5 separate regions of the Homo sapiens genome follow, and all the other regions are linked to region 5. The links are chromatin contacts, found by Hi-C in ENCODE. All regions are on one chromosome and are shown on one strand. The core of a region is the stretch at or near the end of the contact, and the rest is flanking DNA. Distances in the headings are between cores, read along the strand shown.

Region 1 (2,754 bases), core at 131-2,630, 3.6 Mb after region 5:
TCAAATGTCACTTCCTCAGAAAGATCTTTCCTGACCATCCTGTGGCCACTACTCCCCCCAAATCCATCATTCTCAATACTCTACTTTATTTTTCTTCAAAGCATTAAACCCTATCTGACATCTTATTTAGTTGTTTGGTTGTTTATACTATTGACTTCCCCACCTTGCCGTATCTCCGGTGAGTGTCTAGAACACTGCATGGTATACAATAGGAGTTAAGTATTCCAAGAATTTAAGAATGAAAATTTAAAAATAGACAATTATTAGACCTATGAAGAGCCAGTATGAAGGATTAATGTATTTATAGTTTATCTGAAAACAATGGGAAACCATTTGTAGATCTTGAACATGAGAGCAGCAAGACAAGATCTAAATTTTGAAAACCTCATTTGGCTGTTTTGAGAATTCAATGTAGGAGAGCAAGAGGGGAAACAGGAAACGGAAAAAAAACTTGTAGAAATGAGATGGTCACCTGAACTAGATAGTTGGTAGTATGAGGAGAGTAAATTAGAGATATAACAGGAAGTAGCACAGGTAGGATCCGCCTATTGATTAGACTCACGCCAGCTCCTCCTCAACGCTCCCGTCATTCTAGCCACACTTCTATCACAGCGCCTCTCACCCTACATAGCACTTCTCCGCTAATAAATCTGTATTTTCCACTAGAGTCCTCCGGGGTAAGCACGCTATCAAGCATCCCTACAATCTCTGTTAAATGGAGGTCATCAACGCCTGTTGAATGAAGGCCGCCCATTTGGTGGCCTGGAATTCAGAGCAGCAATTTGTCCTAGCACAGCCGTATGACTCTCTTAATGTTTGGGGAAATCCATGGTTCAACAGCGCCGATGCCCGATAAACAACACAGCACCAGTAACCTGTGCCAGGGGCTGTGGACGGGGGCAACACAGGAGCAGGTCACGGGGAAGGGGGATGTAAGCTTTCTGAGCAAACTCCCAGAGCACCCAGGGCAGAAACAGGCGGCTAGAAGCCGGGCAACGCGGGTGCAGAGCACAGACCCACGTCCATGGTTTTCCTACCAGACGGGCCTGGCAGCGGACGCACTGGCCTCCCCCGGGCGGCGCTGGCTCAGCCACCGCGGCACCCTTCATGAGGCCGGTATTCCGCTCTTGCACCTCCCCCAAAGCCCAGAGAAGACGAGACAGACACTCACGCAGGCTAGGTGTCGGGACCGGAGTGGCCGAGTAGACGGCAGTGGAGAATGCACGCAGAGTCCTTGCCCTCGACTGCAGAGACAGCCATGCTGGGAGCGCGGCGGCCGCCATGGCTGCGAGGACGGCAAGCCGGAGGGGACAAGCGGCGTTCAGTGTCAGGGGCGGGCCTGGGGCCGCTAAGCGCAGGCTCCCTGGGCTGGCACCGCCCTAGGCTGGAGAAAGAGGAAACACGTTGGTCTGCGCACTCAGAGCCGAGTCAAATGTGCAGGAAGATTCCCCCAAACTGAAAGAAGTAATGAAAAGAAAACAAAAAAAATCCTTAAAAATCGAGTGAATCAGTTCGTAGAGAATTGCAGATAAAGACCGTAGGGATAGGGGTTGCGGCTCACTGAAGGCGGGCGTGCTCTGGGTGGAACCTCAGTTGATCCGAGAGTCAGGCGGTCTACCCGAGGGACTCTTGTTATTTATAATTGTTGCTTTTCTACATTTACTTGGATTAAAGAAGTCTTCAACTAATGCCAGTAATATGCGCTAAGGGGAGAGAAGCAGTATCCCGAGCCAGAGTGCTTGGGTTTCAAACTTGACTTCACCACTTCTGGGATGTATGATCTCAGACAAGTTAGCATAGACAAATATTTGTGTACAGCGTTGGCATACAGTGAACACCGCGTGTACGTAGCCTATAACTTTTAGCTATATATGGTTAGCTTGTTGTTAGATCAGCTTAGAATTACAGAAAGTCAGAACTCATCAGGACCTAGAAAATAAACTTTTAATGAACACTCTTAAATTTTCTACGGTAGGATGAATTAACATACAAGCCTTAATAAAACAATTCTCGGCCGGACGCGGTGGCTCGCGCCTGTAATCCCAGCACTTTGGGATCCCGAGGCGGGTGGATCACCTGAGGTCAGGAGTTTGGGACCAGCCTGACCAACATGGAGAAACCTGGTCTCTACTAAAAATACAAAATTAGCCGGGTGTGGTGGCACATGCCTGTAATCCCAGCTACTCGAGAGAAGAATCGCATGAACCCGGGAGGCAGAGGTTGCGATGAGCCGAGATCGCGCCATTGCACTCCAGCCTGGGCAATAAAAGCAAAACTCCGCCTCAAAAATAAAATAAAATAAAATAAATTCTCTATTTTCTCTTTATTTTAAAAATTATTTTAATTAATTAATTAATTATTATTATTTTTGAGACAGAGTCTTGCTCTGTTGCTAGGCTGGAATGTGGTAGCAGGACCATGGCCCACTGCAGCCTTGACCTCCCAGGCTCAAGTGATCCTCCTACCTCAGCCTTTCAAGTAGCTGAGGCTACAGGCACGCACCACCACACCCAGCTAATTAAAAAAAAAATTGTTTTTCCAGAGATGAGGTCTCACAGTGTTGCCAGGGCTGGTCTCAAACTCTTGGGTTCAAGCGATCCTCCTGCCTTGGCCTCCCAAAAAAGTGATAGGACTACAGGCGTGAGCTACTGCACCTGGCCTATTTTTTCTATTTTTAAGTTTTTTGTAGAGTTGGGGGTCTTGCTATGTTGTCCAGGCTGGTCCCAAACTCTTGGCTTCATGTGATCCTCCTGC
Region 2 (2,700 bases), core at 161-2,660, 4.4 Mb after region 5:
GATGAAGAACTCTTACGGTGAATTCCTTAGAACTATTCCATTTCAATAAACATACATATGTATATATAAATAATGCTTGCTATGTGCCAAGTACTGGACTTTTTCTCAGAGATGAGTAAGACATGATTCCAGACAGACCCAGGTTCAAATTGGCAGGAGAGACAGAAACAAATAATACAACCTAATAAATACTGCAGAAGAAAAGTTTCAAATGCGTTGGGAGCACAGCGGTATCAATGTCACCTGGGGGAGTCTGAGAAGACAATGATTTATGAATTGGGTTTTGACAGGTGGTAAAATAGAGGAACAGTAAACATCCTAGACATCCGCACGTACAAAAGTACAGAGCTGTCAAAGCGCATGGCATGTTTGGGGAAATAGCCAGTATAGTCTTGTATGGTAGGATATTAAAGCAGGACTAAAAGGTAAAATGGATTGGGGCAGACTGTAAAAGATCCTGAATGATGATGTGCTTAACAATTAGGATTTGATGCTGTCAGCAATACGGTTACTAAAAAGTTTAAGGAAAGGACAGAGATAAATATGTATTTCAGAATAACTCTATGGAAGGATTATAGTAGGGAAACCAGTGGAGGGCGGGGGGCAGAGGGGGCAACCGCACTAATTCTGGCGAAAAAAAAAATAATACAGTGCAGTGTTAAGTGGAAATGAAGAACCAATGATGATTCCTGGTTTTCTAGTTCGGATAGCAGGACAGATACTGGAACCATTATCAGAGATGGGATAGAGAAGAAAGGCAGGAAGAGAACCAGAAAAGAGTAATACCCCTTGGAGAGCAGTTTCAAGAAACAAGTTATCTTCATTAAACGCTGCAAACAGGTGACTGAAAGGGTCCCCCGTCCGGTGGTGAACTCGCAGGTGGGTAAGGCAGGATGAAAGCAGATACGGAAGGTGTGTCCACAGGGTTAGAGCCAAGGCTTTTCATTGAACTTTCCGCACCGCATCTCCATTAAGAGGAGCTCGGAGTCGGGGGGCGCGGAGAGGAAGTCCGGCTCCCAGGAGCAGGGAGCCCGCGGCGGGAAGCGGACAGGGCCGGGCGCCGGTGGTTCAAGAGGCGCAAGGCACCGGCCCCGGCGAAGGACTGCCCCGGCAAAGGACGCCTCCGACTCGCCCACCCCTGCTCCCGTCCCTGGATTTAGTCCACTTACTCTGCTCTTAGTCCCTCGCAGCCTTCAGCTGTGGCGATGCGGACTCAAACCCTCTACCAACCGGGACCTATGCACTCAAGGGAAGAGACTCCGCGCCCCCCTAATCCGCCTCCTCAGCAAGCAGACGCAGAATCGGACGGAGGCAGCGGACGGAAGGCCGGGAAGCCAGTGGCGTTCAACGCCATCACCGGCGGGGTAGACACCTCCGCCGACCGCCTCCGACCGGCGCTCCCGGAGAACTCCAGCCTCGCGAGATTTCTTTCCTCGCGTTACTGTGGGGCAGAACCGACCACTCTCCGCTTTGCCCCAGAAGGCAGGGCGGGGCCCTTCTATGTCCCTCCCTATTCCTCCCTTCCCAGGCTTTCGCTCGGCCTCTCGCAAAGTCTCGCGAGTTTTTCCAGGGGAAACCGGCCTGGGTGGAGAGACAGAGAAGGGGAGACCGGGTGGGTGGGTCGTACGCTTAGGGGGCCGTGGTTGGTACTTCGCTGTTGGGGAGGCTTTCAGGTCGCCCAGATCCTGCTTCCCAATGGGTGACTGGGAAAATTAGCGGGTGGAAAATCTCGAGGGGTGGAGGCTTTTTTTTTCCTCCTTGGCCCCGCCCTCTTCCTGTTCGGCGACTGGGACGCCTGGCCCTACGAGGGGGAAGGGAGGCTTGGCCGGGCTATCGGAGAGCGCTGTGCGCACGCGCGAGCCCGAGTGCGTGTGTGTGTGTGCACGCGCACGCGCGCTCCTGCTCTTAGGAAGCCTGGGAAGGACCGGTGTGCTAGGAGATGATCGGGGAAAGCATAGTCCCCTGTCTGTGGCACCAGACACTCCCGACTGTGCGCTGACTCTCCCCGCCCAGCCAGCAGCCTTTTCCAGAGAGGCTGTGGTCCATAGCCTCTGTTCGTTTTCACTGCAGGACCAGGCACGAAAGTAAGCGAACCTCGATCCTGAGGTCTTCCCTATCCACTCACCTTGTATTTTCCACCCCCCACCCTCCAGCAAAGTGGGTCTAGAAGGTTTCTCAAAGAGAGTTTTGCATGAAGGGGAGATGCGTCTTGAAAGCAAGAGGTGAAAATAGCTGGATCGTAAGAAATCAGTTCGTTTTGATTTAACACTTTGGCTTTGCTTGCCATGTGCTTTTCGAATGTGGATTGTCTATTCAGTATAAGATTTTGTTAGCGAAGCAGGGGAGTACCGTATGCTCTGTTTTAATAAGAAAAAGTTTTAAAAGTTTTAAATTTCCTTCTACACACCAGTGTGATGGTAACAACTAAGTTTTTCTGCTCTACCTGGTAAATTACTGTGATGTTTCAAAAGCTAAGGGGAGAGTGTGAAGTTGGGGTCCTTATCCTAAGGCGAAGACCTGATGTGCGGTTATCTTAGGAGATGTTTATCTTTGTTTTGGCCTTTTCTTTTGCTGTCACTCCTCTTTCCTGTTAATTCCGCACCCCTACCCGCCAGTCCCCCTTCAAACGTTTTTCTTGGAGGGAAGTGCAAAAATGCTGGCTTGGGGTTTATATGTGACTAATGTCAATTAGCAAGGATC
Region 3 (2,700 bases), core at 139-2,638, 4.0 Mb after region 5:
GCTTATAAACACCACACGTGCCATCTTCTATTTTCAACAAAGGGTTTACCTAAGACTACGAATATTCAAATGATCGAATTTCTGAAATCGCCCCATGATGTAAATTCCCACAATTATATTAGAATTTCGAAAGCCACCTCCTCTCATTGCCTTATTTCAGAGAAGAATCTAAAACTCTATCATCTTATTCCAAAAGGAAAGGGGAGAATTAACTGCTTCCCTGAACTTCTCTGCCAGTCTTCCTTCAGTTATTTCTGTTTTCCTGCCTCTCATTTGTCTTAAACAACAGCTATTTTGTATTCATTCCGTAATTGTGAGCAGTGGTCCCAAAGGCCCCGTTGTAAGGAACTACAGAATACTGCCAGTGAATACTAGCGAGAAGGAAAAAGCACCGCAAACTTCCAACTCCATTCACAAAAATACCACAGAAATACATAATCGAACAAGCTAACTCCACTGACGGCTTTCCTGAAGCTTCAGCGGTGAAAGACACGAGCCGCCTGTCGCTTATGGAGGGCTGTCGCGGAGCGGGCTGCGATCCCGGAGTGTGGCCCCGCGTCCACGCGCACCTGCCCACCTGCGCGCTCCACCGCGGGGCAGCGGTTCAAGCCGGGAAGCCGCGAGTATTATCAGCTCAGAGGGGAGGGGTTCACAGGAACCGGGCTAGGTCCGAGGCTGCTGACAACTGGTTTACACAAAAGAAAGAAGAAATATAGGAAGTCCCCGCAGCAGTGCATGCCATGCCGACGCCGACGCGGGCGCCCAGCAGTGGGTGGAGGCGGATGCTCCCAGCGCCGGGTGCAAGGTCCCCCGCTGGCTCCCTTTCGCCAATGCGCCCGGCCCGGGACCAAGACACCGCGTCCTGAGCGCCGGCGGCGACCCCAGCTCCCCTCCCCGCGTCCCGCTCCCCGGGAGGACGCGCCGGGCGCCGCGCCGCACCTGTGCCCCACGGGGCGGCCTTGTCCCACCGCCCCTCGGAGGCGATGCTCCGGCCCGAGAGGACAGGCGCGGGCGCTTCCCTCGGGGCAGCGGGGGCAGACCTGGCGTCGCGGGGACGCCCCCAGCGCGTCAGACGCCGCGCGCCCACCTGGGGCCGTCGCCTCGCCACCGGCAACCTCACCTCCCGCCGCAGCCTCCTCTTCCGCCGCCATCGCAGGAGCCACTTGGTCGGCTCCGCAGCCCCGCGGCTGGCAGCATGGAGGAGCCCCGGGCCCGCCCTGCCCCGGCCCAGGCGGCGGCTCTGGAGCAGGGAAGCGGGGACTGGCGGGCCCTGCCGGGTGCCGCGGCGGCCGCCACCGCAGCCCGTAGGCGCGCACGGGACGCCGCCCCGCAGCCCGGCCGGCAGCAGCTACTGAGCATGCGGACTGGAGCCAGCCGCCCGCCGCTCTGGGCGCCGCGGGGCTTCCCGGCGGGAAAGAGACCCGGGCCAAGGGCGGAGTCGCTGCGGACACCGCCCCGCCGAGCCCTCCCGCGAGCAGCAAAGCACTAAAAGGCCAGTTGAGTCCTTCTAGCAACCACCCTATTGAAAACAGGCTTCCATGCTCATAGTAAGCTTTGTCCCAGCATTCCGAAGATTGCAGTTGTTAGACCCTCGGGGCAAAGGTAAAGGATGAATGAAGATAATTGCACGGTGGGTTAGCGGAGGGCACGGGGCTAGGGTTGGGGAGGAGGGTGCTGGACGAGAGACCCTGCTCTTTTCTGCTTAAGGAAGGGCTTAGCTGCAGAGACGAGAGTGTAGATGACAGAGAGAGGGTCCCGAGGAAGCCGTTTTGCCTCCTGGAACGGTTGGGTAAATCCAGAAACAAGATCTTTTGGGCATCACTTGACAGCCCTACATCCTATGGCCACGTGTCTAGAATACACTGGTTTGCTGCCCTCCCACTGGTCCCTAGACCCATTCCTTGGTAATCTAGTAGAAGTAAGTAAAGGAAAGTCACAGTAGAGAAGACACCAAATCAAACTTTGCAACCAGCCTAAAGGTAATAACTTTCCTACAAGGACTCAATTCCAACGTCTTAACCAGCACCTTATGTGTCCTCAGGGCAGTACTTAGGGCCATTGTGAGAGGCTGGGCAGAGGGTTTGGAAGTGTGTTCCCAAGCAGAAGTGGGCATGACAGGAGAAAACTGTTGCAGGCTTAAGCAGGGGCTAGGACTTTAGAGGTAAGGGAGACGTGCTGAAAACTGTGCTGTCCTCAACACACACCAAGACACATCCCTAATCAAAACCAGTCTTGAAACGTCTCATTCCTAGCTTTGACTTGGAACTCCACCCCAAATTCTACCAACACCAACTTCTCCTGGCAGCTAGAAACAGTAATTCCATACAGGGTTTCCCGAATGTGATCAAACCTTGGCTTTCCAGACAAGTGTACACTATTTTGAGGTGGTTTACCAAGGGGTAACAGGTAGAATTAATTAGACCTGGGCTTTAAGATCTGGGTTAAAATGTAAATACTATTCTATACATGGCCTTGCTTACAATGCATTTTCCCCCTTATCGGCTCAGTGAGCCTCACAACCTCTTTCTTAATTCCTGTCTTAGTAGAGAAACAGAAGTTCAGAGATGTCGAGTATTTTGGCCAGGATCACTCAGCTAGTAGATAGTAGAAGCAAGACCATAAAAGTTAGGTCTCCTTCTTAGGAGTTCCTATTGTGGTGTCCAGTAAGCTTGCCTGTGAATCATTGCAGTCCCCGTTTCT
Region 4 (2,700 bases), core at 123-2,622, 4.3 Mb after region 5:
CCATCCACTGATTCAGATGCTACCCTTATCATAATTGTCCCTTTCATCTTCCTTGGATTTCATCTACTGAGGGTTATAGGAATAGGGGCATGTGGGAGAGTGAATAAGCACTACAGAAATAGATAGTGCTACCAAAGGTGTGAAAATTTGGACCAGGCAGTGGGAAAGCAGAGAAAGAATTGTGCCTATGACAAAGATTATTTGCTTGGCCAAACTCTAGTACGGCTTCTGAATCTTCTGCTAGGTCCATCTGTGCACTTCTTTGTAAAAATCCAGTTTTAGCAAAGAACCCCCTTTCCTCCATATCTAATCAGTTTTCTCACCCTGCACCATCCCCCAGGTGATGTTATGTCTTCAGAAGTCCTGTTAGGTCAGTTTCACCAAATGCCCCTTACCTCTGATGCTTCCTCTTAGTAATTTTCCATCCACTGAACTCCATACTGCTGGTTGGCTATAAATTCCCTCTTGCCCACGCTGTATTCGGAGTTGAGCCCAGTCCCTCTTCCCCACTGCAAGACCCAGTTGCAGTGGTCCCTATGCCAATTGAGACAGTCCTCAATAGTCTTCGTTCGGTGCTTTAACAAGTATCATTGAATAATTTTGTCTTTAACACTTCTTCACATTATGGTCACAGCTATATATTGTTAGCTTAGTAGTGGACTAACTGAACATGTAATTTCCAAGCTATAAGTTGCTCATCAAAATATATAAGTGAAAAAAATTAAAACCAGGGAAGGAAAGCAAGACAATCCTCCCCAAATAACGTTAAGTCTATGCGTCTAATTCCACATCATCGATGAGCCATCTGTCACATGGACTACTGTCCCTCAAACAGCACTCAGGTATGAGACTTGAGACGAAGTTCAGACCAAGGCCGTGTCTTCGAGGATATTTCGCTTAGAGAAAACGAAACTACTTTTAAATGTAGTGCTTATGACTAGTGCGGTAACCACTACACAAACAGCATTCTCCTGGCATTTTTATGCTAACATAAGCCTCAGCAGCGAAGACAATTGCTACCGGGGGAAATAACCTTCAATTGTGTTTTTAGCAACTGATTCCTCTTTTTTGCTGTTGTAAAGGGCCGTTAAACACGGAAACAGGAGCCTGGCGACGTTAGTCCGCAACAGAAAGTTATTTTGTACTTTCACAGTGGGTTTGCCTACTTGGTGAGATAAAAGTGGGGCAAGACCGGGCCTCAAGCCAGGACTTCCTGGGGGCTCCCGGGAGCACCGCAGGCTGCGCGTTCCCCGCGCGCCGGCAGGAGGCGCGCGCTGCCTGGAAACGCCCCAGCGCCGCCCGCGCCCAGAGACCCGCCGCTGTGACGCAGCGAGAGCCCGGGAGGAGGCGCGGGAACGCGCGTTGGGGGTCAGGTGCCGGAAGAGGAAACCTCTCGCTGGGGCTAGGAGTTCGGCGGGGCGCGCGCCGGCGGCTGCGGAGCTGGCAGGTGCGAAGCGTCTGCACCTGGCGGGCGATGGCGCCCGATGCGGGCGCCCCGGGATAGCGTGGGCGAGGCTGCGGGGCCCCGGCGCGCACGCCCGCACCTCTCCCCAGCCCTGGCGTGGGCCCAGCCCGGCCCAGGCAGCAATGGGGTTCCTGCAGCTGCTGGTCGTAGCGGTGCTGGCATCCGAACACCGGGTGGCTGGTGCAGCCGAGGTCTTCGGGAATTCCAGCGAGGGTAAGGTCGGGGCGCCTGGCTTCTGCAACCCAAAGTTGCTTTTGCATTTCTTGCGAGGTCAAAATCCGCCAGGGGTCTGTCAGCCTAGCAGGGAGATGGTGCTGGGGGCGTTGGTACACGCTGGGTGGTGAGTCCAGAACCGGCACGAATGGTGTTTCCTGCAGCGGAAACACTCATGGCTAAGGAGGTCTTACTATTAACCTCCTCATTTAGCGGAGGAAATGGGAAGAGATAAATAATTCTCTTTTTTTAACACAGTATTATCTCCCTTAGGGAGCAGCCATGTTTGTGGCTTTAATTCAACTTACTAAAGCGCCTCTTTGCTGCCCAGTGGACTGTCTGAGCTTCTGGACAGCAAGACTTGGGGTGGAACTAGCGGCTTAATGACTGATGGCTCTCAAGCTGCATGGAATTTTTACACCCCCAAATCTAGAGGCTTTTCAAACTGGTTATGTTCTACAGAGTTTGAGAGGGAAAATGAACCCATAATGAGGCTTTATTTTTAAAGAGCCTTTACCATCTAATTTATTAATACCATCTGGAGACAGGAAAACATTCCATACTCACAATGAGAAATAAAGGACTTTCTGAATTACAGATACATAGACATACAGATAGAATGTGTATACCCTCAATTCTACAAGTTCAGCCACAAATGAAAAATAAACACAGAAACACAAAAGCTTGCCAGTCCAGGTATCAGAGTTGTTCTCCTTACTTGAGGGCAAGAAATTTCTAATCGATTTGACCTTAAAAAAGACAAATGGACAAAAACTGTGTTCTCTGTTGTCTCATATCCAACAGGAAATAGATCTCTATGAGATATTAATTCGTTTACAGAGATCACAAAATTCCCAATCATTGCAGCTACCAACAGGAAATAACTTGTCATCCATAAATGAACTGTAAAAAATAACAATTTAATAGAGAGTAAAACTAAAATGAGAAAAACAAGAATCAACGAAGTTCTATTGCCACTTCAAATTCACCTGTGGGAGCCAAGAAGCAACATGCCCGGGCTT
Region 5 (2,700 bases), core at 133-2,632:
AATAGTATGTTACAGAACCTAAAGAAAAATAAAGAAGTATTAGTTGAGGAGTTCAGAAGTGGGTTTATACTGTATGTACTAGGAATTGCCTGTTGAATTAAATTAACATTTCAGAAGTAACTATTTAAATCTGTATTGTTGACACTGCAGTGAAAGCAGCGAAACGTGTCAGCAGATGATTAAGTTTTATGGTTGATTTTCACACTTTTGTAACTTGGGACCAATATCAAGTTTCTGGGAAAAACATCCTTCCTCTCTCCCCACCCTCTATCATTAACCCCGGGTTTCTGCCTGTTGGTGTTAAGTGTGTCCTTGGGACAAAGGCGAATCAATCATTCGGTTTTCATTTTCCTCTTATCAATCTGAGAAGAGTTACTTCAGTTTTTTTCTTCCGGAGTCTAGAAAGCGCTTAGATTGTTGAATTATTACATATTCTGCATTGAAAAGTCTGTACGTCACTCGTTATTTTTTCCATTCCCAAGACCACCAGTTACTGGAATTATTTCTGGGTGAGTGGAACACCCTTTACAAGCTGCTAGAGGAGGTATGCCTGTCCCTAGGTTATTGGCTTTCCAATGCCTAGTCTTTTAAAGAAAGCGGCACTGTTCCCACGGAAATTAACAATCATTCAATTCGGAGAGACTTGAAATCTTAAGGCCGAAGTGGAGGAAAAAACTGGATTGTTATGGGTTGGGTTACTATTTGAGAAGGGCAAGCGGGAGTTAGCGAATGGCTAGGGTGTTAAAATGGGACTTTATTAAACGACTCATTACAACTGCACAAAAACTAAACCTTTGCTGGCCCCAGAGGATTTTTTTTTTACAAGCTTCAAAAACCTAACTTCAAACAAAATTTAGGAAACGTGGGATTAGTATAAATTCAGTCTGGGTGCTTACAAGACCACCTCCTCTGTCACCGACAGTGGGGACAGGTGTGAGAATTTTGCAAAAGCAGCTTTCAGAACAATTTTTCAGCGCTCAATGGTGCCCCTAACAACTTCGGGGGCGGAAAACACGCCAAGCAGCGCAGCCCTCCCCTCAGTTGCTAACCTTTCCCTTTCCCACCTCGCCTCTCCCTCTCCGCCGCGGCCTGCAGCCGGGGGGGGGGGCGTTTGTTTATGTGACGTCCGCCGTAGTAAGCAGTCCCCGCCCCCGTTTCCCTCTGGCCGCCGCGTTTCCCGCGCCGCGGAGCTTCTCCCCTTAAAAGGACAATAGAGGCCTCGGGAGCGCGCGCGGTCGCCGGGACTTCTCCCCCTCCCAGCCCGCAACGTGCGCGCGCCCGTATGCAAATAAGTTCGATTCAAGAGAATTTTGTGCCGGGAGCCGCGCGTGCGCAGAGGGAAAGCGGAATCTACACCTTCCCGGCCAGCGGTAGCAACTGCAGAACTGCAGGAGACTATCTTTCTAGACAAGGCAGTTGAGGAGGAGGGAGCGCTTGAGGGGGACTGGCCTGGCGTGCACTCCGCACCTCGGGGACATTATTGCGCGTGGAACGGCTGCTTTTGGAAGGTGAGTGACTCTCACCATGCTTCTAGTGCAAAACTGTCTCACGAGGCTTTGATTTCAGTGTTTTTTTTTTTCTCTTTTCACCTCCACCCACCTCCCCCCGTCCTTCCACATACACACAGGAAGTTTTGTCTTGGAGGTGGCATTGTTGGGAGCGCTGTTTTCGTGATCTTCAGACCCCAGGTTCTTTGGTACGCTCGTGTTTAGTGTGTATTTATTAATTGGGGAGGGTATTTGAGGCAAACCGAAAGTCTCGGGGCGGGGAAGTGAGTGGAGCCTGGGCATAATTGAGGAGTCGCCGGAGTTGAGGGATCCACGTTGAAGGTGACAATGACTTTTCTCCGCCGCAGTGTTCTCTCGCGGAAAGGAGCCCGGCGGCCGAAAGGCCCGAGAGGAAAGCGACTCGTTGGCCACCGCGCAGCGGCCGGGGTCGGTGCGTCCGCGTGGGCGCGAGGCGCGGGCAGGGTCGGGCGCCGTTGTGAAACCTCGTGGTTTAGTTGACTGCAGCCCTCGGACTAGGGTGGACAATAAACGCCATTCGCTCGGAAACTAAGTTGCCATCCGCTTCCGAGCTGGCGGCCGAGGGTCTTTAAATCGGCCTTTGGGGGTCAGTGCTGGGCTCTGCCGGAGCGCACGCGGCGTGGCGTTGTTTGCTCAACTCCGGAGGGATGCGGATGCGACAATGAGAGCAACACGCGGTCGCTTAAAAACAGCCCGTCTTCCACTCGCCTGCCCTCTTCGGACCGCGCCCAAGAGCCTCTGGTGTCCGGGGTGCTTTCGGAGCCCGAAGTTTTGCTCCCGGTGCGTTCACCTGTAGCGTAGGTGTGGGCGACACCGCGAGGGCTTCCCGTTTATGGGCGGCCGTCCGCGCTGTAAGATGGCCAGGGAAGCCAACTTGGCTGGAGATGGAGGCGGCGGCGTTGTGTACGCCGCGGGAGTCAGTGAACTCCGCAGGGCACTGCTTTTTGTGCTCTACGTGACAGACCACGTGCTTCGGGCTGCGACCCTGGTCCTTGTCCGAATGTCCAGCCCCGCGTGAGCCGTGGGATGCGGCCGCCGTCGGGCAGGTCCGGCCGGCAGGACAATGTGGTTTGCTGATGATGGCGTCTTGCCAGTTTAAAAAGCAGAGTGAAAGTCGCCAACTCTCCGCCCGTGCGGGGCGGATACTCCGGGCGTTTCTCATCAAGGACACTGC

Evidence for each region. Hi-C counts contacts between places; a loop is a spot of excess contacts on that map. Pooled maps may share reads with other maps.
Region 1: a map of CD4-positive, alpha-beta T cell shows a loop between it and region 5 (7-fold over the local background). The contact joins the promoter of MRPS35-DT here to the promoter of SINHCAF in region 5. A Hi-C loop is called at or near these places in 2 of 168 maps with a recorded cell type or tissue (CD4-positive, alpha-beta T cell and naive thymus-derived CD4-positive, alpha-beta T cell) and 6 of 50 pooled maps.
Region 2: a map of CD8-positive, alpha-beta T cell shows a loop between it and region 5 (6-fold over the local background). The contact joins the promoter of FGFR1OP2 here to the promoter of SINHCAF in region 5. A Hi-C loop is called at or near these places in 3 of 168 maps with a recorded cell type or tissue (CD4-positive, alpha-beta memory T cell, CD8-positive, alpha-beta T cell and naive thymus-derived CD4-positive, alpha-beta T cell) and 12 of 50 pooled maps.
Region 3: a loop to region 5 is called in a map with no recorded cell type, with 18 times the contacts of the local background. The contact joins the promoter of BMAL2 here to the promoter of SINHCAF in region 5. A Hi-C loop is called at or near these places in 2 of 37 single-sample maps with no recorded cell type and 5 of 50 pooled maps.
Region 4: a map of B cell shows a loop between it and region 5 (22-fold over the local background). The contact joins the promoter of TM7SF3 here to the promoter of SINHCAF in region 5. A Hi-C loop is called at or near these places in 4 of 168 maps with a recorded cell type or tissue (B cell, CD8-positive, alpha-beta T cell and naive thymus-derived CD4-positive, alpha-beta T cell) and 8 of 50 pooled maps.

What each region holds. Positions count from the first base shown.
Region 1 is chr12:27,709,373-27,712,126 of GRCh38, reverse strand. It overlaps MRPS35-DT (MRPS35 divergent transcript), which reads left to right and starts at 1,380. Exons shown (of 5, transcript XR_001749448.2): 1 at 1,380-1,464. MRPS35 (mitochondrial ribosomal protein S35) reads right to left here and starts at 1,295. Exons shown (of 8, transcript NM_021821.4): 1 at 1,172-1,295. The coding sequence starts at 1,283. RefSeq lists enhancers at 875-1,664, 1,675-1,754, 1,785-1,864.
Region 2 is chr12:26,937,180-26,939,879 of GRCh38, reverse strand. It overlaps FGFR1OP2 (FGFR1 oncogene partner 2), which reads right to left and starts at 1,410. Exons shown (of 7, transcript NM_015633.3): 1 at 1,170-1,410. INTS13 (integrator complex subunit 13) reads left to right here and starts at 1,899. Exons shown (of 17, transcript NM_018164.3): 1 at 1,899-2,084. RefSeq lists a silencer at 977-1,046 and enhancers at 576-1,084, 1,307-1,356, 1,085-1,594.
Region 3 is chr12:27,331,524-27,334,223 of GRCh38, reverse strand. BMAL2 (basic helix-loop-helix ARNT like 2) reads right to left here and starts at 1,388. Exons shown (of 17, transcript NM_020183.6): 1 at 1,121-1,388. The coding sequence starts at 1,151. It overlaps LOC124902906 (a long non-coding RNA gene), which reads left to right and starts at 1,427. Exons shown (of 2, transcript XR_007063255.1): 1 at 1,427-1,602. RefSeq lists silencers at 895-1,014, 1,035-1,504.
Region 4 is chr12:27,013,056-27,015,755 of GRCh38, reverse strand. TM7SF3 (transmembrane 7 superfamily member 3) reads left to right here and starts at 1,372. Exons shown (of 12, transcript NM_016551.3): 1 at 1,372-1,678. The coding sequence starts at 1,588. RefSeq lists a silencer at 1,180-1,679.
Region 5 is chr12:31,324,832-31,327,531 of GRCh38, reverse strand. SINHCAF (SIN3-HDAC complex associated factor) reads left to right here and starts at 1,382. Exons shown (of 6, transcript NM_001135812.2): 1 at 1,382-1,508. FLJ13224 (a long non-coding RNA gene) reads right to left here. Exons shown (of 1, transcript NR_026806.1): 1 at 1,587-2,700. RefSeq lists an enhancer at 1,362-2,293.